2 separate regions of the Homo sapiens genome follow, and region 2 is linked to region 1. A link is a loop called in an ENCODE intact Hi-C map of the cell type or tissue named here. Cell type or tissue: heart left ventricle. All regions are shown on one strand. Each heading gives the region's core, and the rest is flanking DNA. Links, peaks and the distances in the headings are about the cores only. Region 1 overlaps ATP2B4 (ATPase plasma membrane Ca2+ transporting 4). Region 2 overlaps ATP2B4 (ATPase plasma membrane Ca2+ transporting 4).

What was found. A loop is a pair of places that touch in the nucleus more often than their neighbours do. Peaks named below come from ENCODE experiments on the same cell type or tissue, not always from the same donor. Only the 100,000 strongest peaks of a DNase experiment are listed, where the experiment ranks them.
Region 2: a loop joins it to region 1, with 2.5 times the contacts of the local background. A loop is called at or near these places in 11 of 110 quality-filtered maps.

The regions. Positions count from the first base shown.
Region 1 is chr1:203,683,245-203,699,223 of GRCh38, forward strand. It overlaps ATP2B4 (ATPase plasma membrane Ca2+ transporting 4), which reads left to right. Exons shown (of 21, transcript NM_001684.5): 2 at 1-154; 3 at 14,913-15,110. Among named protein-coding and RNA genes, the nearest start is that of SNORA77, 38 kb to the right of the region's middle. In heart left ventricle, for the core only: a CTCF peak has its summit at 10,179; DNase peaks (open chromatin) are centred at 9,517 and 10,087; H3K4me3 peaks cover 507 bases; H3K27ac peaks cover 2,667 bases.
Region 2 is chr1:203,631,551-203,647,529 of GRCh38, forward strand. The region is part of intron 1 of ATP2B4 (ATPase plasma membrane Ca2+ transporting 4); the gene reads left to right. Among named protein-coding and RNA genes, the nearest start is that of ATP2B4, 13 kb to the left of the region's middle. In heart left ventricle, for the core only: a CTCF peak has its summit at 7,518; no DNase peak of the experiment used is centred there; H3K27ac peaks cover 4,690 bases.

The sequences.
Region 1 (15,979 bases), core at 5,270-13,269:
ATGGCCGAGAGCCGTGAAGGGGACTTTGGCTGCACAGTAATGGAACTGAGGAAGCTCATGGAGCTGCGTTCAAGGGATGCACTGACCCAGATTAATGTCCACTATGGAGGTGTACAGAATCTCTGCAGTAGACTGAAAACCTCCCCTGTGGAAGGTAAAGGCCATATCAGGGGTGGGGAGTTGGAGGAAGGTGGCTAGTGTTTCAAAATATTGTTTTCCCAGCTTCTAGAGAAGGCACATTTCTGGAGGCCCAGCTGGTATATTTTTGTCTGGTGGGAAAGGTATGGCATCTGAAGCACTGAAAGGAGGGCAGGCCATGAAGAACTGTATCTTTCCCAGAGATGATGTTTAGAAAGTGTGCTATTCTCTAAAGATTATTCTTTTCTCCTTTTTCTTTTCTTTCTTTCTTCTTCTTTTGTTTCTTTTTTTTTTTTTTTTTTTTTTGGTGAGACAGGGTCCTGCTCTTTTACCCAGGCTGGAGTGCAGTGGCGTGATCATGGCTCACTGCAGCCTCAACCTCCTGGGCTGAAGCCATCTTCCTACCTCAGTCTGCTGGGTAGCTAGGACCACAGGTGTGTGCCATCACACCCAGCTAGCTTTTTAGATTTTTTTGTAGAGTTGAGGTCTCAGTATCTTGCCTAGACTCATCTCAAACTCCTGGACTTAAGTGATTCTTCCACCTTGGCCTCCCAAAGTGTTGGGATTACAGGCACAGTGAGCCACTGCTCCTGACCCCTCTTTTCTCCTTTTTCTGTATCAGTGTCCAGAAAGGAGGATATTTATTTTTAAAATGTTTATGTTATAAATGTTGTTGTCAGTAAATAATCAAGTCTGTTCTTCTATATGTCTGATTATAAAATAATTTAATTCTTCCCTACACTGATCTTACAGTTTAATGAATGGAGGAAGGAAGGGTACAAAAAAGTGAATAAGTCCAGCTGCCCAATTGAGCACTTCTCTATTGTATACTGTTAGAAATGGGATGATAGGCCAAGCAGGTGGGTGGCTCACATCTCTAATCCCAGCATTTTGGCAGGCTGAGGTGAGAGGATCACTTGAGCCCAGGAGTTCCAGACCAGCCTGGGTGACATAATAACACCCCATCTCTATTTTTTTTTTTTTTTTTTTGGAGACAGAGTCTTGCTGTGTCACCCAGGCTGGAGTGCAGTGGAATGATCTTAGCTAACTGCAACCTCCGCCTCCCAGGTTCAAGCAATTCTCATGCCTCAGCCTCCTAGGCAGTTGGGACTACAGGTGTGTGCACCACCACGCCCAGCTAATTTTTTGTATTTTAGTAGAGATGGGATTTCACCCTGTGGGTCAGGCTGGTCTCGAACTCCTGACCTCAGGTGATCTGCCTGCCTTGGCCTCCCAAAGTGTTGGGATGAGGAGGCTTACAGGCATAAGCCACCACGCCCAGCCTCTATTTTAAATAAAAAGAAAAAAAAAAGGAAATGGGATGCTAAATCACAAGGTATATAACTGTACCCATCATATCTTTGGATCACTCACTGTTTTGTGTCAGGGAATTATAAGTGATTTTTTTTCAACTCTGCTGGATACACTTTTAATGTAGTTCTCCTTAATCTTTTTTGTTTGTTTTGTTTTTTGTTTTTTTGGTTTTTTTGTTTTGAGAAGGAGTCTCACTCTTGTTGCCCAGGCAGGCTGGAGTGCAATGGTGCAATCTTGGCTCACTGCAACCTCCACCTCCTGGATTCAAGCAATTATCCTGCTTCAGCCTCCTGAGTAGCTGGGGTTACAGGCATGTGGCTAATTTTGTATTTTTAGTAGAGATGGAGTTTCACCATTTTGACCACACTGGTCTCAAACTCCTGACCTCAGGTGATCCGCTCACCTCAACCTCCCAAAGTGCTGGGATTACAGGTATGAGCCACTGCGCCCGGCCTTAATCTCTTCTTAAAAGCTAAAAAAACTTAAAAGATAATGAAAAATTCAGCTTCAGGCTTTGGCCCAGCCCAGTTGCCCAGTGTGCCATGGTATTATGAAATTTTGCCTCATCAAAATGTAGAAAGAACAAAAGGAAACTTGCTTTTTCACTTTAGTCTGGTTTTAGCATCTCTGTAGCAGATTCTTACTTGGCCCTATACATCTGGCAGTTCATGGTTGAGTAGCATGAGATGGAGCAAAGATCTTGTCCATTAGGGGCTTTCAGTCTCATGTGGTCTCCTATTTCTGAATCTTCCTCAGAGGCCACAGCATATTTCTCACCAATTCTAAGAAGTTGTTACCCTTTGCCAGTGCTGTATTATAAGTTAGTGACTTGGAGCCTAGACTCTTTAGGATGAAAAAAGAGAAAGAGAGTTTTACATAGATATCTATACCTAGTTTATGTCTTATTTTCTTTACAACCTAAGGGAGCTTCCCTACCTGTTTTCTTTACTTCTAGAATTTGGTTTCCTATCTCATAGGCTTTGAGTTCAAATGATAGCTCCACCATTTACTAACTAAGTAGCCCTCTACAGTTTACTCAGCCTCCCTGAGTCTGTTTCTTCTTTGAAAATAATGTTAATAACACCTAGCCCATAGAGTTACTGAGATTAAATAATACATATACAGTGCTCATACTTATAATTAGGTGTTCAATAGATTAGTTTTCTCAGATTAAAACAGAGTCCATGCATCTGTAGATACTTGCCAGAACATGGGTGCCTATGGAGTGCAATGTTTTGTCCTATCTGGAGAGGTTACTGTGTGTGTAACTGCAACTACTGTCCATTTCATTTGCTCACTTCTTAATCACAAAAAAAAAAAAAACCCTGGGTAAGGTGGCAATATCTAATTGCTTTCATGTGGCTCAGTCTTTGCCTTCTAATGGTAGTCCTTAATCATACCCCTTTGGGCTCTGTCTACTTCTTGCCAGCTAGATTTCTTTATTCAGTCACTTTTACAGCCGTACTGACTGCTGAGGGTCTGTTCTTAATTATATCTTCACTGAGATTATGCAGTACTTTACAAACACCCATCAGAATTTAAACAGGATCTTTCTTTTTCCCTTCCTATGCTGTTCTTGATCCCTCTGGTCAGCTGTCTGTCTCACAAACAGGAACTCGGGAGTCCAAAGAAGCTGGAACCTAGAGAACTCCTGACAGCAGGATTCAGGCTTTCCTCCAATTTTCCAGATCCCTTCCCAGAGCTGCCACTGTTTACTTTCTGATTCCCAGAGAGCTTCCTTTCCCAAAGGCCAACATATATTCTACTTTCTGTCAACATTGGATATCAAATGTTATAGACATAGCTAATGCTCTTGGATCCTTTCCCAGTCCTGGTTTCAGCCCCTTCCAATGGCAAGTGCTTCCCTCGTTACAGCCCCTGGCCATGCCTGTAGCCTAGGACTCCTAACACTGGCACAATTTTCTACTGCCATGTACTGCTTCCTTAGATCACAAATATGTGTCCTGGTGTTTTTCTTTCTTTTCTTTCTTTTTTTTTTTTTTTTTTTTTTTTTTAGAAGGAGTTTTGCTTTTGTTGCCCAAGCTGGAGTGTAATGGCGCGATATTGGCTCACTACAACCTCCGCCTCCTGGGTTCAAGCAATTCTCCTGCTTCAGACTCCCAAGTAGCTAGGATTACAGGTGCACGCCACCACTCCCAGCTAGTTTTTTGTATTTTTAGTAGAGACGGGGTTTCATCATGTTGGCCAGGCTGGTCTCGAACTCCTGACCTCAGGTGATCCATCCACCTCGGCCTACCAAAGTGCTGGGATTACAGGCGTGAGCCATGGCATCTGGCCTTTTTTTTTTTTTTTTTTTTCTTTATGAGAGATGGGGTCTTGCTCTGTTGCCCAGACTGGTCTCAAACTCCTGGACTCAAGCAGTTCTTCTGCCTCACCAGTTTGTAGTAATGTAAGAGTTACCATAGGGCTTGTTCTGGAACTGGGGAGACGGTGTTGGAAAACAACCTTTCCATTAGTAATTTTTAGTCCCCAGTACCAACAGTGACGTCCTAGTGTGTAAGAAGAATAAAGAGATAAGAAAAGGAGAAAAAAATAAGAAAGAAAAAGAAAGAAAAGAAAGAAAAGAAAGGAAGAAAGAAAGAAAAAAAAGAAAAGAAAAGAAGATATAGAACAGCTAAGACATAGGAGTATCTACCCAGGCAAGGGTAATGCTCACCTGTTTAGTTAGGGTAGGCAGACAAAAGATCCCCAATATGCTCATCCTATAAAAAGCCAGCCTGTTCATGGAAGGCCACACAGCCTGACAGCCTAGGAGAATTTTGTCATTGTGGGAGGTCCCAGTGGACCAATAATAAGAATAAAGAAATGTACCTGGTGCTTGAATTCTGCTAGCTGGAAACCAAGGTGAAAGTGAAGATCAGAGATATTGTTTCCTAAAATATAACCCTTTTCCTTTATTTTCTATGGACTGATAGCATCTTTAGTATAGATTGACAGAATTTTTTTTTAAACCATAGCTTTTAAGGGGGCTTATGGAACTTGAAGTTTATTACATTTCTGATACTAACATGGTTTTATTATCATAGATTTACACAATTCTAAAGGCAGGTGGGACTTAATTATCTCTTTTGGCTGGCCGCAGTAGCTCATGCATGTAGTCCCAGCACTATCTGTGCTTTAGCTAAGATACTCTGTGAGACTGCTCTAGCATAAGAAGCATTTAGAGCATTAATGGAGTATAAGTCAGAAGGCATGAAATATTCCATCCCATTCTACCTGGTGGTAAGAACTTAGGTCATTTAAACCCTTTAGCCTGGAGAGAGGGAGAGAGAAAGAGATTATTATTATTATTATTATTATTATTATTATTATTATTATTATTTTGGGATGGATTCTCACTCTGTCACCCAGGCTGGAGTGCAGTGGCATGATCTCGGCTCACTGCAACCTCCGCCTCCCAGGCTCAACTGATCCTCCTGCCTCAGCCTTCCAAGTAGCTGGGACCACAGATGCGCGCCACCATGCCGGGTTAATTTTTGTATTTTTTGGTGGAGATGGGGTTTTGCCACCTCTACCTCAGCCTCCCGAAGTGCTGGGATTACAGGCATGAGCCGCCACTGACCCAATGTTTTTTTGTTGTTGTTTTCAATTTTATTTTTGAAACAGGGTCTTGCTCTGTCACCGAGGCTGGAGTGCAGTGGTGAAATCATGGCTCACTGCAACCTCCACTTACCAGGCTCAAGCAGTCCTCCCACCTTAGCCTCCTGGTTAACTGGGACTACAGGTGTGCACCACCACGCCCAGCTAATTTTTGTATTTTTTTTTGTAGAGACAGGGTCTCTCCATGTTGCCCAGGGTGGTCCTGAACTCCTGGCCTCAAGCGATCTGCCCACCTTGGCCCCCCAAAGTGCTAGGATTACAGGCATGAGCCCTCATGCGCAGCCTCAGCCCAATGTTTTGATACTGGCTTGTGTTCCTTGAGTATACATTAGCTAGTTAGAGTAAGAGGAGTTGCCCCAGTGGCCAAGAGTTGGTTAGACTTAAGAAGGCTTGGAGATGTTTAGCTACATGGCCTTCAGCAACAACCAGAAATAAGGCTGAGAGCATGAGCCAAAAAGAGAAGAAAATTTAGGGCAACAAGAAAGGGTGGGGGAGACATAAAAGAGAATACATGTTTACATCAAAGTAACTAAAGATTTCAGTCTTTATGTCTGTATATAAACAAAAGCAAAGATGCAGGGGTGAGACTGGAGCTCCTGGGCAAGCTGTGTTGCCTTGGGTTTATCAGGAGGGACAATCTGAGCATTTTGCACAATGGAATCCTTCTTGTTTGCTTGCTTCGTTCCCCATTCCAGTTTTTTCCCCCTCCTTTTATTGTCTCTTCTTTCCCTGTCCCATTCCCACCTCAACCAATCTTTCCAATCCCCAAAGAACAGAGCAGTTTGGTTGGTATAGGCTAGAAGATAGCCTTTTACCTTCTGTGTGGTTTCCTGTGGAGTCTCATGGCCTCGTGAGTGGAAGAAGCTTTTTGTGAATCTGGGATGAAAATTACCTGTGGCTTAAGGGGAAGAAGGAAGAGGTATTTTCCTTAGTCTCAATACCCTTTTGTGTGAAGGAAAAAGGGATGGTCCTGGCGGCCTAGGTAGAGGTTATACGTGTTCTTTTTTCCCTGTAGAATTTTGCACATTGGTCCTTAGCTACGCTATCCTTTTTAGGAGGAAGAATGGTGTTTTCTGAGGAAGAGTTAGGCCAGCCCTTGGAGGCAAGGTCTGGGCCCAGAACAGAATGGGAAACAAGGGGAGCCTTGAATAAACAGCAAATTATTAACTGTAGGCCTTCTTTCAAAAGGCTGAAGGCTATTTTGGTTGAATTTGGATCTAAAAGATTGTTGGTGGAACTTTCTGTTTTATGTTCCTTCTGTACCCTTCTACTTCTTTTCTCCTCTGCAGAGTTGAAGGCGTGACAGTGAGATATTGAGGGCCTCCAATTCTTTTTCAACAACATTCAACTAATACTTAAAAACTGCTAGGTGCTAGGGACACAAGGGTGAACATGACAGGTGCAGTGCCTCCTTCCATAGAGCTTACAGGCTAAAAGAAGATGCATATGAATGAAGGCAATTTCAGAAATCTTGCCATAGGGCTTCGATGAGGAAGAGCAGCGTCTATGGGAACACAGTGTAGGGACCTAAGCTGAAGGCATTGCAGGGGAGGGGAAGGGGGCTTAGAGCTGGAGACAGCACACCTGTATCATTTAGGGATTACCCAGTGAAGCTCTAGCATGGCCACGCTCTATGATCATTGCTACCACCTGCTGAATATTCCTGGCATAAGATGCCAGCATTTTTGCCTTCCTTAATTACTGGGTAGTTACTAGGTTTAGGGAGCTGAGATTCCTTGGGGAGTAAGTGGCAGGCGGGAAAAAAAATGTGTTTTAAGACGGCCAACCCAAATTACAATTTTGTTTTATTAGCTTGAGGATTTAGATGAACGTCTATCACCTTAAGATCTCTGGGGCTTAACTGTGTTCCCGTCACTGTGCCTTTTGAGGGCAGTGGCATGTTTTACCAGGAATTGTCCATTTTGCTACAAGCTGAGATGTACTGGGATTGGGCTCTTCCTCGGTGTAGCAGATTGAAATTTCTAGTAGTATTGTCAATCTGGAAAAAATTGAGTACATATCCCAAGTAAATGTTCACCTACAAGACTATTGCCTTACTATTAATACATCTAACACTTTTATTTACATAATAAGATAGGCAAACATATATTTTCCTCACTCTAACAGATGGATGCATGCCCCCCGCTTAGAGACCGCTGCTCTAAAGCACGGTGGCGTTAGGGGGATGTGGAGGACTAGGTGAGTGAAGATGGGATGGAACAGATGTGAGAGGAAGATGGGCAACTGGGTTCTTTGAGATTTTTCTTCCCTATCTTTAGAGCTTATAGTCTGTTCTGGAATATCAATTTTTAGGAGCTCCTCCACTTGAGGTTAGAAGCATAACCTCTATTTTCCTCTTTCTTTGTGCCCTCTGCCCTGTAGCCATCATCTCTTGCCCCAACTCTACTAAGGATGGCAAATAAGTGACCCTAATAACAGTGATCTGGGCATGGCCTCAGAGATTAACATTCTGTGGTCCACTCTGCCTACCAAATTTTGGGCAGATGGATTAGCACTAACTAATTCACGATGTGAGAAGGACTCAAGCCAAAAGTGTCCTCCCTCTGCCCCTCCCCATCCCCCACCACAGGGAACTCCACTTTGCATCCTAGGAATTCCCTGTCTGGTTTGAGTTTCATGCCTAGGGCTGAATTAGGCTTCTTGTAGGCTGTGGGTTCTCTCTTCCTAGCCCAGCCCAGGCTCTGCCAGTTCTTTTCTACTTAGCCCTCCTTGCCTAGAGCTGGGCTTCTGGGTTCACTGTCATAATGCTGTCCAGCTGGGGTCAGAGGGATCTTCACGAGGAGAGTAGCTAAGGCTTCCCCAACCTGGAAGCAGGAGGCTTCCCCTTCCTGCTTTCTCTCCTGGAGCCCTTTATGCTCCATTCCTTTGACAACTCAGCAGCAACTGTTGCAAGTTTTTTGGGGGTCTGATTTGGTTTTTAACCTTCTCATTCTTGGCTTACATTGGACCATTAGCTGTTGGGAAGAAAAATAGCATTCCCTCCTTGGGTGAAGCAGATACTGCATCTACCGAAAGTGGGGCTTTCATTCTTATTATTTAGCTCCAAGGTGGGAATATGACACCAGATGGAAGCACATTCATGAAGTACAGAAGGTGGCAGAGTGGCAGAGCAGAAAGCTAACTAGAGAGCTCTAGGGAGACTTTTTTCCCTGGGCCACAGTTGCTGTTTTCAAAAAAAGGCCAAGAGCAGGGGGCGGGATAAAGGGAAGCATGCCCTGAGGAAGCGGCCCACCTTGGGAAGGGTTTTGCTGACCAGAATGAGAAAAGAAGCATTGTTCTCCAAGTTCATCATCCTCTGGCTGTGACCTTGAATCAACTGCTTTATCTCTAGGAGCTGGAAGTCTAGCAGATAGGGAGCAAATCTCCAAGCCATGCGTGTATTAAACTGGAGGTGCTGAAGCAGGGAAACTGCTGTATACTCGGAAGAGTAGCATTCGGTTATTAGCCAGAGATGGCTAGATCTTGCATGGCCCTATTTTGATTTTAAGTTACTCCTCCCCCTCAGTCCCCAAATCCAGGGTTGTTGGGGTTTTTTAAAATTAATTTTAACTTTTTTTTTTTGAGATGGAGTCTGGCTCTGTTGCCCAGGCTGGAGTGCAGTGGCGCAATCTCAGCTCACTGCAAGCTCCGCCTCCCGTGTTCACACCATTCTCCTGCCTCAGCCTCCCGAGTAGCTGGGACTACAGGCGCCCGCCACCACACCCAGCTAATTTTTGTATTTTTAGTAGAGACGGGGTTTCACTGTGTTAGCCAGGATGGTCTCGATCTCCTGACCTCATGATCCGCCCGCCTCGGCCTCCCAAAGTGCTGGGATTGCAGGCGTGAGCCACCACACCCGGCCTTTTTTTTCTTTTTTTGAGACAGGGTCTTGCTCTGTTGCCCAGGCTGGAATGTAGTGGCAAAATCACGGCTTACTGTAGCCTCAACCTCCTGGGCTGAGGCCATCCTCCTGCCTCAACCTCCTGAGTAGCTGGGACCACAGGCACACGCCATCATGTCCAGCTAATTTTTTTTATTATTTGTAGAGACAGAATCTTTCCGTATTGCCCCGGCTGGTCTCGAACTCCTGAGCTCAAGCTATCCTCCCACCTTGGCCTCCCAAAATTCTGGGATTACAGGCATGAGCCACCAAACAAAACCCAAATCCTTTTAAGGAAGGACTTAAAAGGTATTCTGCTGTCTGTCCTTCTCAAGTTCCAAAAGAGGACAGCCTTCAAATCAACCCAGAGAAAATTCTCCCTGGTACTATATGAGTGGGAGAAGATTCTGCTGCCTCCTTTGGCAAGGTGTCATAACTCAGACAGCTGGGAAGTCCCTCCTGATGTCTACCCTAGCCCCACCCTTTCTGGGGCTGAGCTGGTTCTGATAAGTAGTGCCTCTGCCGATGTCGTTGGCCCTTCCCTGCTGGAGCTAAGCCACTGAGGGTTGGGCTGCATTTCTCCTCCCAGGCCCTAGGTCCTGCACACTCATGGCAGACACAAATATTCCACTGCTGTTTATTCTATGTTCCCACCCAGCCTGGGCAGGGGCCGTGCACCTCCCCAGCATGGGGTGGGGGTGATGACTTCACAGCTAAACATTCTCTTTGCCTCTCCCAGCTCATGTGTTCAGTCTGGTTCATAGGGCCAGAAGTACTCCCACTCTGGGTGGGGCTTTCTCTCTCATGTTCTTGAGGACAAGATTTCCCCTCAGTTTCCTGAGGAATTTCTAGGGGAAACCCTTTTCCTGTGTTTCCAGCATTCTCTCCCTGCCAAGTTTTCCTTCCCCTCTCCAGGAGGTTGTGTGAGCATCTGAGAAACCACTGCAGAGATCAGGGCCTTTTAGAGCCTTTTCCCAGGCTGGACAAGTATTTGTGTGAAATTACAGCTGCTGAGATCAGGGCCTGAAAGACTCTCTAGGGCAGAAAGAATTGGAATGGAAAGCCCAAAACTGGGGATTGGCCGAGCTCCCAGTCCCACATGGCTTTCCCATGCCTCACCACATGTCAGAGAGGATTCCCAAGGCTACTACAGCTAAGAGCCTTGACCTGCCCCGCCTTGCTGCAGGGCATACTGGGAACTGAGACAGCCACTTGACTTCTTAAGGTTGCTATTGTACAAGCTCAGGGTGACTTAAGGTGGAACACATAGATGAGTAGAAAATGGCAAAAAAAAGAAGCAAGCAAGTGACTTTGAGAGCATTTAGGTAAGAACAAGCCCTGACTTTTTATGTTTTCCATAGTGTATGTCACTTCATTTGCTTGGGTCCAAAAAAGGCCATAAGAAAGGTTTTATTGAGTACAAAATTCATAGGTTTGGACTCTGATGAACCTGATGGCGATGTTACCATCCCTGAGGCCAGGAAGAAAAAAGACAGGACTAATCCACCCCAATTGTAGACAGTGGGAACAGCGCTGGCTTGCTTAGAGGTACAGAGGAAAGCAGCATGCAACCCTGCCCCGTGGTGAAGGAAGTAGGGTGGCCAACCATCCCGGTTTGCCCGGGACTGAGCGGGGTTCCCAGGAGGCAGAAACTTCAGTGCTAAAACCTGGCAAGTCCTAGGCAAACCAGGACAAGTTAGTCACACTAGATTGAAGCCTCAGCTGAGTGCAGCTGCCTCCATGTCCCAGCGTCCTCTGTATCTAGGTTGGCATCCAGTGGCCCTCTGTGGGGTGGCATAGACTCTGCCACTTAATAAGCTCAAGTAGTCATACCCCTGCCAGGCCTTAGTTTGCTTCTATGTCAAATTGGGTTAATAGTAGCTACCAGGTAGGGGTTTGTGATGCTTGAATGAGAAGGCATGAATGTGCCTGGTGAGGCATCTGGCACATAGTAATCACTTAAATGTTAGCAATCTTAGTTATCACTCATTCATTCAGTTCATTCTACAAATTTGTGTGTGTACAATGTGCTGGGCAATGCTGTAGGCCTGAGGAACAAAGATAAAAATCCTGCCCTTGTGGAGGAGGTGGACAAACAATAAATGAATGTGTCCTATTATATGCTAGGTGAGAAGACCTGTGGAGGGAAATGATTGAGCAGGATGAGGGGGATCAAGAGTGCCAGGTAAATACAGTGGTCAGGGTAGGCCTCACTAAAAAGAAGATGTTTGTACAAAGACCTGAGGGAGGTGAGGAAGTGAGCCCTCTCCAACAAAGAGGAATCTGGGCAGAGGGAACAGCTTGTGCAGAGGCCCTGATGTAGATGCCTGTCTAGTGCGTTTAGAGAACAGCAGGCAGGCTGGTTGGGCCAGATCTCAGTGAACATGGAGAAACTAGTAGGAGATAAGGACTGGGGGGCTGGGGGAGTCATAAGGGTCCTGGAAGCCCATCATTAAGTCCTTGGTGCCTAGTTTTACTCTAAGTAAAAGCCAGAGGGTTTTGAGCAGATGAATCGCATGTACTGCCTTGGATCTTAAAAAAGATCATTCTGGCTAATACATTGAGAAGAGACTAAGAACAGGAGAGGGAGGGTGGAGGCAAGGAGACCAGTTAGAAGATGATTGCTATAATCCAGATGAGAGAGGATGGTTTAGACCAGGATGATAACAGTGAAAATGGAAAGTGATTGGACTTTAGATATATTTTGAAGCTGATAGGATTTCTCAACTACATGATATAGGAGATGGGGGCTGGGCATCAAAGATGATTACAGGGTATTAGCATGAGAGCAGAGAGGGACAGGTAGCCCTGTTCTCTGCCCCTCATATGTCCCTCTTTTTGGGAGGGAGGGTTTCATTAGGCTATTGGGGTGCACCTTATGATCTTTAATATCTGATGTCTTGGTTTGCCCTCATAATCATCTACTAAACCTTGGTAAGAAGGAAAGGGCATCTACTCCCTTTACATTGTGAATCCTGCTTTTTTGAGAAGCGTCCCAGGTAGCTTAACAAATTACCAGCACTCCTGCCAGCAAGCCTGGCTCTCCAGCACAGCAGACCCAACTTGGCACAGCCTTGCCATCTCTGGTCCCTGGGGAGAAAGGACCAGCAAGGCCCTGCCCCTTTGGCAAGTCTGCCTCTGCCTGTCTGGGGCTAAAGATTCCCTGCCCAGAACACTCCTTTCCCAGGCTCTGGCTTTCCCTCCTACTGGGAACCTGACTTCTCAGGCTGGTGGGGCAGGGAGTCTCTGGGGAGCAACCCAATTTGCTTCTAGAGGTTTGGCCAAACCTCACAGCTCTGCGGGGCTCAGCTGTGCCCCTAAGCTGGAGGCCAGGGTGATGTGCTTGGGCACTGGGAGTCAGGAGACCCTGGATAAGCCATCAGGCACCACTTCCCTAACCAGCCCCTGTGTCTCTCTCCTAAGCACTAGCAAGTGAATGTGGTCTCAAAAGAGGGCCCTCACACCCCTAACTGCATAGGTGTGGATGCTAGTTCATCCCCTGCCCCCCCACTTTCATCTCCCACCCCCCACATCTACCTTCCCAGACAGATGAGTATCTTATGTATGTCTCCTGATGCTTTTTGTTTTATAGGATAGGGAAATGGAGGCCATCCCAAACTCTGCAAATAATGCTCCCTTGGGTACCTATTTTCCCATTTTCAAAATCTTTATCTGTTCAGATGTCTTCCTCAGGTCCTAACCCAAATCTCTCCTTTTGACATTTAAGGTAACACTCCTGGGTTCTTTTTTGAGACAGAGTCTCTCTCTCGCCCAGGCTGGAGTGCAGTTGCATGATCTCAGCTCACTGCAACCTCTGCCTCCCAGATTGCAATTCTCTTGCCTCAGCCTCCCTAGTAGCTGGGATTACAGGCATGCGCCACCACACCCAGCTAATTTTTTTGTATTTTTAGTAGAGATGAGGTTTCACCGTGTTGGCCAGGCTGGTTTCAAACTCCTGACCTCAAGTGATACACCCACCTTGGCCTCCCAAAGTGCTGGGATTACAGGCATGAGCCACCACGCCCGGCCCACTCTTGGGTTCTATTCAGTGAAGATTTTCAGTGAAGAGTAGACATTTGCCTGTATACCACGTCTGCATTCCTTCCTCAGCAACAGAATAGCCCTTCACATTGACTAAAGTGTAAAGAAGGCCTCTGGCATCCAAGTCCTTTGCCTCCGTTTTGTCCCTGCAGCCTCCATCATCCACTTCTTGTTCTCTCTGTGAAGCTCAGTTGAAGTTCCCTTCCTCTGATTCTGACCCTCCTCAGCTGCTAACCTTTTTTCAAGACAAAAGTCACCCTACCCTGCCTCTGGGAAACCCTTCAAACCGGCAACCAACAGCTTCCAGTGCCAAAACCAGGACTAATTTGCCTCAGCGTGTAAACAACTTGAACACCAACTGGCATTAATCACCATGGTAGGATTGCCCCTCTTCCCTTCAAGGGTAGCCCCACCTGGGGACCCATGAAAGGACCCAAATATAAGGAAAGCACTGAGAATAATTCTGCCTATCTCTTGTCCCTCTGGGAAAGTGCGTAGAGAGTAGGTGTGGTATGTATGTGGTGCATGTTCTGTGTGTGTGTGTGTCATATATCTGTGTGGTATGTATTGTGTATGTGGTTTGTGTTTGGTGTGTATGTGTCTGTATATTGTGTATAAGGTGTGTGATGTGAGTGGTGTATGTGGTTTGTGGTGTGTATGTGTCTGTATAGTGTGTGTGGCATGTGGTGTGTGTACACACAGGTATGTAAGCAAACGTATGTTGGTAGGGAGGATGCTGCTAATCAAGTACTGCGTGGCATCTGAAAACTTTGTGGCCCCACCTTTCTTGTTCTCTTTTTATTCAATCTGAGTAGTAGTACTTCCCTTAGTACCTACTTAGTCCTTAGTAGAATGGTAGTATCTCTCAGTGGTGTGTGTTTGTGCCTCTGTGAGTGTGTGTACATGCATACACCTAGGCACACAGGTGTGTATATGTGTGTGACAGAAGAGGGGCACATGTGCTTAAAGGGAATGCCCACAAGTTATAGTCTTAAAGACTCTGCCCTGATGCTCCCCTAAAGCTCCTGGATCTTAGAATTAGGACACATGTGTGGGCTCTGCCTCCATCTTGCATGACCTTGAGCAAGGAGCTTGTTCTTCCTGGCCTTTGTGTGTGAGCCAATGGATGGCAGCTCACTCTGCTTTTAAATCACTGCAGCATTTACCTGTTAATATGACATAAAAGTTCTATGTGAATCCCAAGAACCACTTTAATATTTAATGTTCTCAGAGCTGGAGCCTGGGGCATACTCAATCAGTAGCAGATAAGATTTTATGTCTGGTTAAGAATTTATCCAGCTTATACTTGTTACTAAGATAAGTGAGTGGTCCCATGGCTGACTAGTTTCATTTTGCCCATTTTTAGACTGAAAGTTCCACCCTCTCTAAGTCCTGGGCAGATTAGGATGGTTGTCTCTAACTGGATCTCATACTTGAGCAAATCAGGAAGGAAAGGGTCTTTTTTATTTATTTTATTTTAGAGACAAGGTCTCATTTTGTTGCCCAGGCTGGAGTGCAATGACGTGATCACTGCTGCTCACTGCAGCCTCAAACTCCTGAGGTCAAAACAATCTTCCCACTTCGGCTTCCTGAGTAGCTGTGACTACAGGTGCACCACATCATGCCTGGCTAATTTTTGTCTTTTTTGTGGAGACAAGGTTTCACCATGTTGCCCAGGCTGGTCTCGAACTCCTAAACATAAGCAATTCACCCACCTTGGCCTCCCAAAGTGCTAGGATTACAGACGTGAGATACCATGCCTGGCCTCTTTATTTTATTTATTTTTGAGACAGCGTCTCTCTCTGTTGCCCAGGCTAGAGTGTAATGACATGATCATGGCTCACTGCCACTTCAAAACTGCCTTTTATCATTTTCCTTTTTTCCTACATTCATTCATCCACTCCTATCTCCTTTTCAGGTCTGTCTGGGAACCCTGCAGATCTGGAGAAACGTAGGCAGGTGTTTGGACACAACGTGATCCCCCCCAAAAAGCCCAAGACTTTCTTAGAATTAGTGTGGGAAGCTCTTCAAGATGTCACGCTTATCATCCTGGAGATTGCAGCCATCATCTCCCTGGTCCTGTCCTTTTATCGCCCTGCTGGTGAAGAAAATGAACGTGAGTGTCCTAAACAGCTCAGCGTGACTCTTATCTGGGTTCTTTCCACCACCACCACCAAGCGCTTAGTATTGGTGGCTGACAGGTTATAGCTTAAAACATTTCCCCCATTATCCAGAGTGGGCTTTCCAAAGGAAACCAAGCAGTAGCTACTAAGCTATTCTTCCAACTCATCCTTATTCCAAGGGTTCCTCCCCACCCCACCCTCACCCTCTGTCTTCTATTAAATCCTTTTTCGGAATGTCAGGAATCCTCTACCCTTTTAAGACATTTTATTTATTTATTAATTATTATTATTATTATTATTTTAATGGAATCTTGCTCTGTCACCCAGGCTGGGTGCAGCAGCTTAATCTGGGCTCACTGCAACCTCCTGGGTTCAAGCAATTCTCGTGCCTCGGCCTCCTGAGTAGCTGGGATTACAGGCGTGTGCCATCACGCCTGGCTAATTTTTGTATTTTTAGTAGAGACAGGGCCTTACCATGTTGGCCAGACTGGTATCAAACTCCTGACCTCAGGTGATCCACCCGCCTTGGCCTCCTAAAGTGCTGGGATTACAGGCGTGACCCACTTGCCTGGCCTATTTAATAATTTTTACAACATAGAGACAAGGTCTCACTATGTTGCCCAGGTTGGTCTCAAACCCCTGGGGTCAAGCGATCTGCCTGCCTTGGCCTCCCAGAGTGCTGGGATTGCAGGTGTGAACCAACACCCCCAGCCAGGAATTCTCTACCCTTATCCAACCAACAAAACCCTACATCTCAAAGTGCCCCCTGCCACCAATTGTCTGGCATGATGGGAAACAGTAGTGAAAGCCTGACCATGTTGGGAACCATAAGTGTGACCTTACATGTGACTTCCCTAAATTT
Region 2 (15,979 bases), core at 4,457-12,456, 53 kb before region 1:
TCAATGCCAGGAATACAAACAAGTAGTATACCCTCAATACTAACAGCCCATCTAACATCCCAGGCTCCGTGCTGGGCGCTGGGAGTCCCAGGGGTAAGACGGGCTGTTAGTATTGAGCCCGGGAAGTTAGCAATATCTAACAAAGCTACGTACACATTTACCCAGCAATCCTACGTCTAGGAATTTATCCAGAAGGTGCTCATTCACAAATATGGAAAGCTACGTACAAGGTGATTTTTGTTTGTTTGTTTGTTTGTTTTTTGAGACAGAGTCTCGCTCTGTCGCCCAGGCTGGAGTGCAGCGGCGCGATCTCAGCTCACTGTAAGCTCTGCCTTCCGGGTTCAAGCAATTCTCCTGTCTCAGCCTCGTGAGTAGCTGGGATTACAAGTGCTAGCCACCACACCGGCTAATTTTTTGTATTTTAATAGAGATGGGGTTTCACCGTGTTGCCCAGGCTGGTCTCAAACTCCTGAGCTCAGGCAATCTACCTGCCTGAGCTGGGATTATAGGTGTGAGCCACCAAGCCCAGCCACAAGGTGGTTTTTAAAGGCATATTTACAATAGGAAATCATTGGAAACTATCCAAATGCCCATTCTTTAAAAAATGGTTAAACAAACAATGGTACAGTCCATACAATAGAATCCTAGGTAGCCAAAAAGAAAAAAAAAAGAATGACTAGGAGCCCTGTGAACTTATATGACATGATTGTTAGGATATATTATTAAGTGAAAAAACCAAGACATAGTACAGTATATAGTATGCCACCTTTGGGATAAGAAAGCAGGAGAAGTAAGAAATTTTTTTTTTTTTGAGACAGAGTCTCGCTCTGTTGCCCAGGCTGGAGTGCGGTGGTGGGATCTCGGCTCACTGCAAGCTCTGCCGCCCGGGTTCACGCCATTCTCCTGCCTTATCTTCCTGAGTAGCTGGGACTACAGGCGCCTGCCACCACGCCCGGCTAATTTTTTGTATTTTTAGTAGAGACAGGGTTTCACCATGTTAGCCAGGATGGTTTCGATCTCCCGACCTCATGATCCGCCCACCTCAGCCTCCCAAAGTGCTGGGATTACAGGCGTGAGCCACCACGCCTGGCCTAATTTAAGTACTTTTTAACCTTCATTCCCTGATTCTATATTCATATTTTAAGTAAAAAAAAAAAAAAAAACCACCTACAAAGAAATCTTGACCTTTACTTTGTAGACATGTTATTGGTTGTGGTATTTGTGTCATAAATTGGAAACTGTTTCGTTTATTGTATGATAGATGAAATGAGTAACTATGGTGATATTTCTGGAAATCAGGGTCTCACTATGGAAAAAGAGAGATATAAGTATGGAATGGGGGAAGGGGAAAAAGAATCTTTCGGGGTTTTTTTGTATATCTTGTGGGTCTGTCCACTGAAAGGACTGTGGAAAGGAACACACCTAGTACCTGGATTTTTATTTCTAAGTACAACTTCCCACGGGGGAGGTTGTAAGGAACAGTGCTCCTTGAAAAAATGACTAATTTCAAGTCTGAGACTGGGAAAGTATAAGTGAACTGTGTTGTGCCAGAAACTAGAGCATGCTCATGTCATGACATGTTGTCACAGGAGCTGGCTTAAAGGGTCTCCCGCCAACCAGAGGTGAAACACATTAAGCATTCCAAAGGATAATGGTAATAGATTGTAACACATTGAATATTAAAAATTCCTTGAGTCTATTTTGACAGTTGACATGGACAGGGAGGAGCAGGGAGGGAAAACTCTGAACAGAAATGCCAACGAGGCCAGACACAAGGCCTCACTCTGTAATCCTACCACACTGGGAGGCCAGGGCAGGAGGATCGCTGGAGCCCAGGCGTTTGAGGCTCCCATGAGCTCTGATCATGACACTGCACTCTAGAATGGGTGATAAAGCAAGACTCAGTCTCAAAAAATTAAAAAGTAAATGCCAGTTGGGCGCAGTGGCTCATACCTGTAATCCCAGCACTTTGGGAAGCCCAGGCAGGTGGATTACTTGAGGTCAGGAGTTTGAGACCAGCCTGGCCAACATGGTGAAACCCTGTCTCTACTAAAAATATAAAAATTAGCCGGAAATCGATTGAACTCAGGAGGCAGAGGTTGCAGTAAGCCAAGATTGTGCCACTGCACTTCCAGTGGGAGACAGAGCGAGACTCCATATCAGATAAATAAATAAATAAATAAATAAATAAATAAAGTAAATGCCAACTAATAAAATCTAGTAGTAATGACAAGATTTTTCTTTAAATTTAATTTTATGTGAGGCTGAGGTGGGTAGATCACCTGAGGTCGGGAGTTTTAGACTAGCCTGACCAATATGGAGAAACCCCGTCTCTACTAAAAATACAAAATTAGCCGGGCGTGGTAGTGCATGCCTATAATCCCAGCTACTCGGGAGGCTGAGGCAGGAGAATCGCTTGAACCTGGGAGGCGGAGGTTGCAGTGAGCCAAGATCACACTATTGCACTCCAGCCTGGGCAAGAAGAGTGAAACTCCGTCTCAAAAAAAATTTTTTTAAATTTAATTTTAATAGAAAAATACTAGTTTCATATATGTATGGGGTGTAATGTGATGTTTTGATATATGCATACATTACGGAACGATTAAGTCAAACTATCAACATATCCATCACCTCACACATTTATCGTTGTTTTTGTAGTGTAAACATTTAAAATCTCTCTTAGCAATTCTGAAACATGCATTACATTAACTATAGTCACCATGTAGTGCAGTAAATCTCAGAAACATTCCTTCTGTCTACTGAAACTTTGCATCTTTTAGCCAACATTATCTTTATTTACCTACCTATTTTTAGAGATAGGGTCTCACTCTGTCAGCCATGTTGGAGTGCAGTGGCCCATAGCCTTGAACTCCTAGGCTCAAGCGATCCTCTTGCCTCAGCCTCCCAAAGCACCAGGATAATGGGTGAGACACAGTGCCAGACTGGAACTTTAAATTGACCAGTTTGCAGCCTCTACTATAATAGCTGATTTAGTCTAGCGTTTAATGGATACTAAAACCACTGGGTGAAAGATTGGTCTTAGCATATCTTAGTTTGGGCTGCTAAAACAACATCATAGACTGGGTGGCTTAAGCAACAGAAATGCATCTCTTTGTTTGTTTGTTTGTTTTTGAGACCGGGTCTTGCTTTATCATCCAGCTGGAGTGCAGTGGCACAATCACAACTCACAGCAGCCTTGATCTCCTGGGCTCAAGCTATCCTCCCACCTCAGCCTCCCAAGTACCTAGGACTACAGGCGCATGCTATCATGCCTGGCTAATTTTCATATTTTTTGTAGAGACGGGGTTTCACCGTGTTGTCCAGATTGGGCTCGAAATCCTGGGCTCAAGCAATCCACCTGCTTCAGCTTCCCAAAGTGCGGGGATTACAGGCATGAACCACCGCACCCGGCCCCATTTATTTATTTATTTATTATTTTTTGAGATGGAGTTTTGCTCTTGTTGCCCAGGCTGGAGTGCAATGCTGCAAACTCAGCTCACCGCAACCTCCGCCTCCTGATTTCAAACGATTCTCCTGCCTCAGCCTCCTGAGTAGCTGGGATTACAGGCATGTACCACTACACCCGGCTAATTTTGTATTTTTAGTAGAGACGAGGTTTCTCCATGTTGGTCAGGCTGGTCTCAAACTCCCAACCTCAGGTGATCCACCCTCCTCAGCCTCCCAAAGTGCTGGGATTGCAGGTTTGAGCTATCACACTCAGCCCCCATTTATTTTTGAAACAGGGCCTTGTTCTGTCACCCAGACTGGGGTGCAGTGGTGCAGTCATAGCTCACTGCAGCCTCAAACTCCCAGGTTCAAGCAATCCTCCGACCTCAGCCTCCCAAGTAACTGGAGCAGGTGCATGCCACCATGGCTGGCTAATTTTTTTGTTGTTATTGTTGTTTTGTTTTTTTGTAGAGATGGATGACATAGGAAGACTCCACCTCTACAAAATAAAAAATTAGCTGGGCATGGAGGCTGTGCACCTGTCTGTAGTCCTAGCTACTCAGCAGGCTGAGGCAGGAGGATAACTTGAGGCTGCAGTGAGCCGTGATCATGAAACTATACTCCAGCCTGTTGACAGAGTGAGACCCTGTCTCAAAAAAAAAAGGTGAAACTAAGTAAAGGGTCTGCAGTTGTTTATTGTGCTATTTTTTTCAACCTTTCAGGTTTGAAATTTTTCCAAATACTTAGCCAGAGAGAGAAGTCCATGCCAGAGGCACTCCTAGATTCCTGGTTTCTTCTCACTTTATCTGCAAAACTCCTGACCAATAGGAGTGTCTTTTCTAAGCTCTTGGGTGCTGAGAGTCCCCATGGAGCACACAGAGGGATCTTCTAAGAAAGTAAGGTCCTTTAGGAAGCCTACCTTCCCACCCTCACTGCTCCCCACCCACAGCCTCTCCTGTCCAGACAGGAGCACCTGGGCCCTGATGAGTGGGCCACAAAGGGAGGTAGGATGACAGGCATTCTCCCACCATGCCATGGGGCCAGCTGAGGGAACCTGGGGACTGAGGGCTTCCAGAGTCACCCACCTAACTTTTGAGGAGACAGGTCCCAGGCTGTAAGAGAAGAAATTCACCAAACAGCCCAGAGATTGTTGCTGACCAAACCTTTAGTGTCCCTTAGAATTCTCTAATTAGGTGATTCTGAAAGAAACCAGCAAGCAGTGCCTGCCTGGAGCCTTCATGCCTGAGCTAAGCAAGGCCTTCTAGGCACTCCCTTGGCAAGGGCAGCACACCTGGCTGTCCTGTCATTGACCCAAATCATTGTGCTACCCACCCCCGCCTCCCCATCCTGATCGTCGCTCTGGAGAGAGATTGAGTTTCCAGGATGGCTTCTCTCTCTCTTTTTCTCCCTCTCTTCTCCTGGAAACCCTGGGGCTAGGCCCTACATGACTCAGGGCTCTTTTTACGTAGGCTCATGTAGGTGACGGCTATTAATCCTTTAGTCAATTCCCCTTCTGTGTTGGTGAGGGAGCCTGAAAGAGCGGGAGCCAGGAAGTTGGAAGGGGGCAGACAGGGAGGAGTTTGTTCTAGTGGGCTGCCAGGCTTGCCAGAAGAGCACGGGACTGGGAGTCAGAAAACTGGTAATCTGGACTCTTGTCTGCTGTGTAACCTTGATTGAAGCAGGGGATATCTCTGGGCCTTCATCAACTGCACTGTTACATGAAACCAAGTTTGGACATACAGACATTCCTGATTCAAGACCCTCCTCTTCTATAGAAGACAAAGGAGTAAAACTCTCAATGCCCAAACCAAACTCTTTTATCACAGATAGAGTCTAGCACAATGTAACAATTTGCAGCCAAGTCCCATCCTTCTGCCCAGGATGACCAGGGGAAAAGAGGCCAAAAAGCATATGGCTTTGAACTGCCACCATTGATGTTTGGGAGTAGAACAGGTTCTAAGATTTCCCACCTCCACCTGCCGGGAACTTCAATTAGGAAGTACCTTCCAAGGCCGTAATTCTGCTATGTCCTAGGCCAGAAACTAAGGAATATTAGCTAGAGGTAGAGAAATTCAAACTTTCACAAAGTTTCCTAGGGCACATAATCCCCCCAAAAGTTATTATATTGAACCATATGAAAATGCCAATATACGGCTGGGTGCGGTGGCTCACGCCTGTAATCCCAGCACTTTGGAAGGCCGAGGCAGGCGGATCACGAGGTCAGGAGATTGAAACCATCCTGGCTAACACGGTGAAGCCCCGTCTCTACTAAAAATAGAAAAAATTAGCCGGGCGAGGTGGCAGGCGCCTGTAGTCCCAGCTACTGGGGAGGCTGAGGCAGGAGAATGGCGTGAACCCCCGGGGGGGGGCGGAGCCTGCAGTGAGCCGAGATCGCACCACTGCACTCCAGCCTGGGTGACAGAGCAAGACTCTGTCTCAAAAAAAAAAAAAAAAAAAGCCAATATACAACCACTTTTGACCTACAAAGGCAATTTCATGTAGCTCACCTAACAATATTATTCGACACTGGAATAATGTCAGTGGCATTACAGTCAGTGTTGTGAGCTGCAGAGATTAGGTTTTCATCTGAGCTGTGGGTTGGATTAGAAATTCAGGCAAAGTTGCCAGCTGCTAGGCCAGCTTACCCTCCTTGCCAATCCAGACTTTCAGCCCTAGAGGTAGACATGTTGGCAGAGCCCTTGTTTGGACTCTGGTTGAGATTCTAGCATTAGCCTTCCTGGCAACTGGCCAGGGAAGCTGCCCAAGGTAGAGAGGAATGTATCATCCATCTATAGTCTGCTTTTCTTGTGTCCCAAATGCCCTGCTTCCTATCTTGGGAGCTGAAGACGGAGGAAAATTTAAGAAAGGAGGAAATGGAAATACTGGCCCTATTCATCCTCTGTCTAGTGGGATACAAGAGCGGGAACACACACTTGAAATCTCATCTGGTGCAGGGACACATGACCTAGTGATGGCTGGTAACTGCTAATAGGATGGCTGGGGGCTGAAGGGGTCTTAGTGGGAATGGGGAGACTAGAATTTGGCAGGGCTCAACTGGAAATTATTCATGGAGGAGGTGATTGCCAAACAGGATTTTAAAGAGAAAGGACAGATTTGATGGAGGAGGGGAGGGGAGATGGGGAGGAAGGGGTGTGCTGCTACCACCCGACTGAGGACACTCAGAGCATCCTGGAGAATCGGATACTCTGGCAGGTGAGGGAGGCTGTCTGATCCCACTCGCTGGAAGGCCTCCAGCCTTTGTCTGAGCCAGTACCGGTACTGTGGGCAGGATGGCATCTGGCCTCAGCAGCGGCCTGCCACCTGTCTGCTTTCCTGGCACTTATGGACCATTAGGATGATTTTTTGATGTTTTCTCCCTGCTGTCCATATTACAGCCTTCTTTGTGGGGAGCACTCGTACGACATCTGTTAGGATGCAAGGACAGGCACAGCAAGCAGCAAGCATCCATTCCAGGAGCTTTCTGACCTTGTACAGGGGAGGACGGTCACCAGGCTTTGGGCTTGTCACCAGGCTCATTTTACTGAGACAGAGCATTTGAGATGGACAGAGAACTGGCACCTCGAGACTTGCCCAAAGACACTGGGTTAGTTTGAGGCAGAGGTGGGGGTACAGCCTAGTTCTCCCCACTCCAAGACTGGGACCTCGACCCCATCACTGCAACACTGTGTGACCAGATCAACACCAAACTTCCCTGGTTCCCAATGTCTCTACCCACATGGCAGAGAGAACTATCCCCGTCCCTCCAAGGTTGATGTGAGGTCATGTGCTAGGAGCAGTTTGGAAGACAGATTCTAGAAACCATAAAGGTGCTGGTGGCATGATTGTTACTGTTGCTGTTATTATTAACAATTAAGGTCATTAGCACACAGAAAATGCAAAGAAGTATTTGGCACTGCCCGTATCACCGTGCAGCTCCTAACAGTCCCCTCCATGGCTCCTCCTCGCACACTGGGCCTTGAGCTGAGAGAGGCAGAGTAATTGAGAGGGGAAGCAGAAGTCCTGGGAAGAGGTGTGCAGAGATCTCCTCCTGCCGGGGTATTCTTGGCCCTACGCTTTCCTCAGGGTGTGCCTCCTCCAAAAGGTCAGAGGAAGTGCAGAGGGGAAGGAGGGGAAGCACTATTAACTCCATCCTTCCTTAGCAGCTGACTAAGTCAGGTTGGCTGCTGAGCTCTGATTTGGGATCTAAGAGTCAAGAGGGCGGGGCCACCATAATGTGACAGCACAGGCTGATTTGATTGCCAGAGCCAATCTGTCATTCATTTGCTTGTTCACTTATCCATTTATTTATCCAACAAACATGAAGCGAGCACAGACCATATGCCAAGCACTATGTTAAGGGTTTGGGAAGAAGTGGTATCCGGGAGGCAAAGGAAGGGCTCAGCATCACTGATGTTAAGCTCAGGGATGATTGTCCCAAGCCTGGGGACTCACAGCAAGCCCCGCTTGTTGGTAGTGCTCTAGGGAGTTTGCATCTGTTTCCCTGGAGAGCACATTTAACCCTTGACTTCAGGGAGGTAAGATCTAGACCCGACGCACAACTGAGCTGGTAGGGGCCTTAGATATCATTGCAGGGCAGCCCCTGGTGTTAGCAGTGAGACCATGGCCTGAATGGTAAAGGGCTTGCGCTTGTCCTTTGCTGAAGAAAGCCTTCTCCTGGACCAGGGCATGGTGCCGAAGCTGGGTGTGGGTCCAGCCTGGTTTATTCAGCCGCTCGGTTGGCCTCCCAGTGTTACCTGACTTTACCATCCCCTGCTTATATCCGGAGCCTCTGCCTCTGATGGGGTGGAGATGTTCTGTTGCTGGGATGCCCAGAGGAATCCAAATGGTACTGAGAAATAGAACAATACCTCTCCAGAGAAGCCCTCCAGTTCCTCCTCCAGTCTTTACCTCTCATTTCAGCCTCTTAATCCCTATTTTCAGAGGCAATGTGGTATAAAGGATAAAGGAGTGGATTTAGCTTCAGTTGGTACATGCTGTACACATCTGCACCTAGCCTGAGTTTTGCCCTCTTTAAAGTTTGTATAATATCGCCTTTCATTACTTACCCCATAGAGTGTTATGACAGACAAATAAGGTATTGTAGGTAAAAGCATCCCATAAACATTAAAGTGCTAGATATACGTAAAGCTTATTATTCCGGTGACCCCCTCTTCCTATTCCCCACTCTTCATCTCAGTTCCTTCTCTTGACTGCCCAACCCCTTGACCCCACTCCCAAGAACATCCTCCTGTTCTCTGTGTGTTCCCACTCCTGCTCTCACTGCATCCTCCCTCCTTGCTTAGATCAAGATCTAAAACACTTGTTGCATCCTTTTTTGAGACAGGGTTTCACTCCCATCGCCCAGGCTGGAGTACAGTGGCACAATCATGGCTCACTGCAACCTCAACTTCCTAGGATCAGGTGATTCTCCCACCTCAGCCTCCCTTGTAACTGGGACTACAAGTGCGTGCCACCATGCCCAGCTAATTTTTTTTTTTTGAATTTTTAGTAGAGGTGGGGTTTCGCCATGTTGCCCAGGCTGGTCTCAAACTCCTGGTCTCAAGCAATCTGCCCACCTTGGCCCCCCAGAGTGCTGGGATTAGAGGTGTGAGCCACTGCACCCTGCTCTTGTCACATCTTAAATAACAATGACATTGGTAGAAGTAATAATCGAGCTAACATTTATTATTTATGTGATAGGTATTAAACTTGAATCATCTCATTTAATATTCTCAGTGAACAGTGAGGTCGATATTAGCATTGTCTTCATTTTCCACATGATAAAGATGTTCATAAACCATAAGGCTAAGATGCACCCTTAGTTTAGCCCATTTATAGATTTCCTCTTTCCATGGCTGAGTGACTGACTGGTTGACAAGAACATGGGAAGTTTCAACAGCATTTATTGAATGTCGACTAAATGCCAGATGCTTCCAAATTATGTCACAACAACCACCTTCTGAGACAGGTACAGGCTTTTTCTTGGAGATCATCTGGTTGTGAGAATAGAAGCCTACTCAGAGAAGCAAAAGTAAAAGGGAGCTTTATTAGGCCATTACAGGGAAATAGCACAGAACTTAGGTGTGGGAAGTGTAGCCCCTCTGTGAGCCACACCTACATCCTGGAGCTGTAGCACTCTCTTCTTCACAGATGGGCTCCTGCTCTTTCATCCACAAGCACAGGACCCATTGTGGGTGAACCAGGCAGTAGGTTCCATCTGTCAGTCCATGTGGCCTTCCCACTTAGCTCTCCGAAGTAAATTAACTCGGTCTCTCAGTCCAAACGCCAACAGATGCTGATTCCAGCTTAGATCTGATGTCCTCTGCACTCCAGTGATCTGTGGCTTGTGGCAGGGGAGGGAGACTAATCAGGCCTATCTTTTTCATCAGGTCTAGGGGTGGGAGCAGACATTTCTAGAGGGAAAATTCATTGGCTTTAGGTTGATTCAACCCAACTACATTCTTCACCACACCAGACTCTCTCTAGGATATCTTAAAGATAATGCTCTGGTTGAAGCCCCTAAATAAGAGGGCATGCGAGTTGTCCCAGAATCTGTGGATTCAGCTGGGACTGGAAAAATAGTACTAACCATTTTTGAACCCTGCTTTGTGCCAGCCGATTAATATACATTATCTGTAATCCTTACTACACTCTTACAACATGCTATGGTTCCCATTTTACAGATAAGAAAGCTAACACTCCGTGAGTTAAATAGCTTGCCCAGAGATCATCTGGCTCATTAGGGTTGGGGCTGATATGTGACCCAGGCCTGACACCAAAGCTCACGGCCCTTCTAATACACAAAAAAAGGTTATTTACTCTCCTGGAAGATAAGCTCCATGAGAGCAATGGTCTTCGCCTTGCTCATTGATATATCCCAAGTGCCCAGAACAGTATTTGGCACATAGTAAGTACTCAATAAAAAGTTATTTAGTGGATTTTGCTTTGGTAACTTTTGTATTCCTAGGCTTCCCAATGTCAGAGGGAAAAATGACTCAGACAGTGGGCCACTGAGAACAGTGGGGTAACCCTCTGGGCGTGCTTCTGGTCCCTAACCCCCACAGCCTACTGTGTTTTGTTTTTGTTTTGTTTTTTGTTTTTAGAGACAGGATCTCACTTTTTCGCCCAGGCTGGAGTGTAATGGTGTCATCATGGCTCTCTGTAGCCTCCAACTCCTGGGCTCAAGGGATCCTCCCAACTCAACCTCCTGAGTAGCTGGGACTACAGGTGTGCACCACCACACCCAGCAAATTAAAAAAAAATTTTTTTTAGAAATGGGTCTTGCTATGTTGCTCAGGCTGGTCTCAAACTTCTGGGCTCAAGCAATCCACCTGCCTCTGCCTCCCAAAGTGCTGGGATTACAGGCGTGAAACACTGCACCTGGCCTCACAGTCTGCTTTGATGGGGGACATTAGGAGCAATATAGAAAAGTCTGAAAGAAAGTATGACCCTGGATTTATCTGTGTTTTCTGTTTGTATTTCTGACCTAAGCCATTTAGCCCTGTAAGAGGAGCAGATGAAAAGAGATTTCCTTAACACTGGAAAATCCATTTACTGGGACTAGGAAACAGGATGCTGAAGTCTTATATTGATATAGCAAAGAATGCTAATTTCCACTGGGTTTTCAGCCCCGGGGGTCAGAGCTTACCAAATCCTGAATCCATTCCTGTGCCTTTCTGTATAAAAATGCCCTGTGTCCTAAATCACCTAGTTGGCCTTCCAATCCCAGCAGGTGGTGTTATATAAAAGTGCAGATTTGAGGGAGTCTGATGGAACTGGATTCAAGTCTGGCTGGCCAGCTGTGTGACCGTGGACAAATTATTTAGGCTCTCAGACTCAATTTCCTCTGGAAAATATGAACACACACAAATGAAGAGTGATACATGTTCTGAGTGCCTGGCTCACTACTATGAGCCAGGGTAGTCATCGAATTTTAATTTTTCCTATCTTGTCCCTCCATTTCTCCCTTCCTTTTCCATGGAGCCTGGCACCAGCCTGCCCACCTGCTCCCTGCTAACCTTTGGGCTCAGTACATTTATAAAAGGGTCATAGCCCACTGTCTCCCCGTAGCGAAAGGCCCAGAGGCCCCAGCCTCCTGCAACTCTCCATCAAAGGGCATGCAGGGGCTCCATCATTTCCATGAGACAGGTTACCCTCTTGGTGCCAGCTCTAGGGCTTTGCTTGATATTTGAGCAAGAAGAGTCCTGGTGAAATAAGGCAGAGTGGAGGGTAGAGAGCTGCAACCACCTCACCTTGTTTACTCGTGCCCTGCATTCCTCCCCTGGGAGTAGCGGCTGTAGAAGTCAATGCTGGGAAATCTCTTGTTGATGGAGGGAGTCAGACTGGGTGACAACACTACTTGTTTTTGTAGAAGCTGTAGCCCAAGGGTGCTATCACTATTTGGTCACCCAGATCAACTGTCAGCTGCACTGGAATTGAGCTGCCCCTGGATAAACAAGCAAGAGAGTCTCAGGCTGGAATCTCCCCTGCTTTTCCCAGCACACACCCACGCAGAGACTTTAGCTGGCAAGAAGTGGCAGCTTAGCCAAGATAATGCGTGAACCAGAACTTGCCTTTCCTGGCTGGAAGGGGCTTGGCATTAAGTGCAGTTCTTGCTCCTGCTTCCTATAGATCACTTAAGTGCTCCAGGCTCTCTTGGAACAGGGGGAATTCTCTGGTCCCCTCCCAGTTTCTCAGGGATGGCATCCAATGATGGGAGATGGTTTCAGATGCAGTGACTTGCAGACAAGGGTGTGAATATTAGCTGAGAGTTCATGTGAACAGGCTTATGGCAGCATGGTTTCTGAGATGCAGCGACTTGTTGGTTTTGGCTGCAGCGTTTTCACTGAGCCCACTCATCAGCCTGCAAGCTACTTGAAAGGAGAGTGATGCTTTAGTCATTCCTATATACTCGGTGTTTAGCACAGTCTTTGGCTCATAGAATGAGGATCAGTAAAGAACGGATAGATGGGCCGGGTGTGGTGGCTCATGTTTGTAATCTCAGCACTTTGGGAGGCCGAGGAGGGTGGATCACCTAACATTAGGGGTTCGAGGCCAGCTTGGCCAACATGATGAAAACCCATCTCTACTAAAAGTACAAAAATCAGCCAGATGTTGTGGCAAGTGCCTATAGTCTCAGCTACTCAGGAGACTGAGGCAGGAGAATTGCTTGAACCCTGGAGGCAGAGGTGGCAGTAAGCCGAGATCATGCCATGGCACTCCAGCCTGGGCAGCAGAGCAAGACTCCATCTTAAAAAAAAAAAAAAAAAAAAAAGAATGCTTGGATGGATGGATGGATATAAACAAATAGAAAATTTTCTCTAAACAAACAGACCACAGTGAACTTTACCTTCTTCCTTCCCAGGGCCACCCTCCCTGCTCAAAACCTCATCATCTCATGCCTGAATAATTGCAAAGCCTTCCTAATGACAGGCAGGGTGGTCTAGAGAAGTGAGTTCCAGACTGGAAGTTGGGAAACCTGGAACTTGAGCCACTTAAGTTGTTCTGTCACTTTTGGGAAATCACTGAACCTTTCTGGGCTTCAATTTGTTCAGATGTAAAATGAAGAGTTAGGGCTAAATGTACTTCTAGGATGTTTCAACTCTAACATTCTCTGCTTCCTCCTACCCAAACAATGCTGCAGATTAATTATAGTTGGGTACCAACATTTAAAAGTAAGATCTCACTGCTGTCTTGCTCAGCTGGGCTTCAGTGACAGAGACTGGTGACATCTTCCTAGGAAGTTGGTGACCGGAGTTGAAACAATGGCCAGTTCCCCAGGAGACTTGGCTTAGGAATTGGTCTCCTAGAATTATTGAGCCCTTATCTAAGGAAGCTCCACCTTTCACTCTCCCTCTTCAAACTCATGCTGGGAGCTTGTGCGGCTCCCTGCAGCCCCGCTCTGTATGACTCTATGTGGCCACTATGCCAAGGTGGAGAGGAGGTCTGGACTGCATTTGGAATCCTGGTAATGGTGGTGATTCTCTTTTTACTTCTTTGTGGTGTCCAACATCCTCTAGTGTCACTGGCACAAAACAGGTCAGGCTATTGGAAGGCCACACTGCTTAACAACAATGTCAGGAGATCCAGGCTCTCAGCTATATTCAGATTAGTGAAGTGTACATTCTCCTAACTTGCTCAGCTTATCTCCTGCACCTAGTGCTATAAACAGTTGTGTTTCAGAGCTCCCCAGGCTGGCCAAATCCATAGTTCCAATCCCCAAAGTCCCTTGTCTAAATGGGGTCTAACTTCCGCCCCAGTTTAACCCAGGGCTGTTTCTGACTCAGCCCCTGTCATCCTGCCTGGGCCCTAGGCAACACTGCCTCTCTAATGCCCTAGCCAGACAGAGCATTCCTGTTTACCCAACTCACAGACTCTCCCTACTTTCTGAGTTATATGCTTTTCTTCTGCTAGTTGCTTTATAGCTTGGTCCATTATTCTGTGATCTAATCTACCTAGTTTTGTGAGGGGTTTTTTTATTTTGTTTTGTTTTTCATTTAAAAAGCATCTATATTTTCTTTCATCAGCTTTGCATTTATCACAGTCATCACTCCTCATTCAACACCCTTCCCAGCTTATACTCCCTTTTCTTTCTTTTTTTTTTTTTTTTCTGGAGATGGAATCTTACTCTGTCACCCAGGCTGGAATGCAGTGGCATAATCTCGGCTCACTGCAACTCCGCCTCCTGGGTTCAAGCGATTCTCCTGCCTCAGCCTCCCAAGTAGCTGGAATTACAAGTGCCTGCCACTGTGCCCGGCTAATTTTTGTATTTTTAGTAGAGACAGGGTTCCACCATCTTGGTCAGGATGGTCTTGAACTCCTGACCTCGTGATCCATCTGCCTCAGCCTCCCAAATTGCTGGGATTACAGGCGTGAGCCACCGTGCCCGGCCGTATATTGCCTTTTCATAGGAACGTTGACATAGTTAAACCCTACCTTATCGTATGATCATTCTTGTTTCAGCCACTTTTAGAGACACCACGTTTCGAGGAGGGCTTTTGTTGTTTTCTCGGTGTACTTTAATCCAAATGGCAAATTTTTAGCCAGGTGGTTATTTTTTAAGAATATTTACTTTTTTTCCAGAGTATAAAAGTAATATGTAAAAAGGATCTCACATATACTGAGCACTTACTATATTTCAGGCACCAAGACACATGCTAAAACTGCATGACCTCATTCCCTCCTCATGACAATCCTAATAAGGAAGGAGTCATTCCTATCTTCCCTTTCAAAAAAAGAAAGTAAGGCTCAAGAGATAAAATACTTTTATCCAAGTTCCCACAGCTACCAAGTGGTGGTTGTGGAATTCAAACCATGGCTCTCAAACTTCAGAGTCCAAGGGTGCAGTGGCACGTGTCTGTAGTCCAGCACTTTGAGAGGTTGAGGCAGAAGAATTGCTTGAGTCCAGGAGTTTGAATCCATCTTGGGCGATATAATGAGAACCCATCTCTAAAAAATAAAAAATATAAAAATAAAAAAACAGTCGACCAGGCACAGTGGCTCACGCCTGTAATCCCAGCACCTTGGGAGGCCAAGGTGGGTGGATCACCTGAGGTCAGTGTTCAAGACCAGCCTGGTTAACATGATGAAACTCCATCTCTGCTAAAAACACAAAAATTAGCCAGGCGTGGTGGCACATACCTGTAATCCCAGCTACTTGGGAGGCTGAGGCAGGAGAATCACTTGAACCTGGGAGGCGGAGGTTACAGTGAGCCGAGATTGTGCCACTGCACTTCAGCCTGGTGACAGAGCGAGACTCCATCTCAAAAAAAATAAATAAAAATAAAAAAAGATTCTGAGCTATGTACTGCCTCTACACAGGATCATCCTAGAAAGTGTGGAATATTCAGAAAAGCATGAAGAGAAAACTAAAACGTTCACAAGTCCAGACATAACTGCTAACATTTTGGTGTAGTCTCTTTTAGTCTTTTATATACGTGGGTGAGTATATACATTTTTTAAACAAAATTGGGAACACGTTGCATAATAAGATTTTGATTTAATTTTTTTTTCCTACCCAATACTAGATCATGAGCATTTTCCCACATCATAAAGAATTGGTCACAAGTCAGCCCCAAACATAGTCCAGTGGAATCCAATGATAGCAGGCAACCAGAGGCAAAGTATCTGTGGTTTTAGAAGGGAAATAAAGAAGCTGATGGGCTGGGCACAATGGCCCATACCTGTAATCCCAGCACTTTGGGAGGCTGAGGCTTGAGGCCAGGGTTTTAAGACCAGTCTGGGCAACTTAGTGAGACTCCGTCACTTAAAAAAATAAAAAATAAAAAAATTAGCCAGGTGTGGTGATGCACACCTGTAGTCCCAGCTACTCAGGAGACTGAGGCGGGAGGATCCCTTGAGTCCAGGGCTTTGAGGCTGTAGTGAGCTCTGATTGCACCACTGCGCTCCAGCCTCGGCAATAGAGCAAGAACTTCTCTCTAAAAAAAACAGAAAATAACAACAACAACAAAAAAAACAAACGGCTGGACACAGTGGCTCATGTCTATAATCCCAACACTTTGGGAGGCAAAGC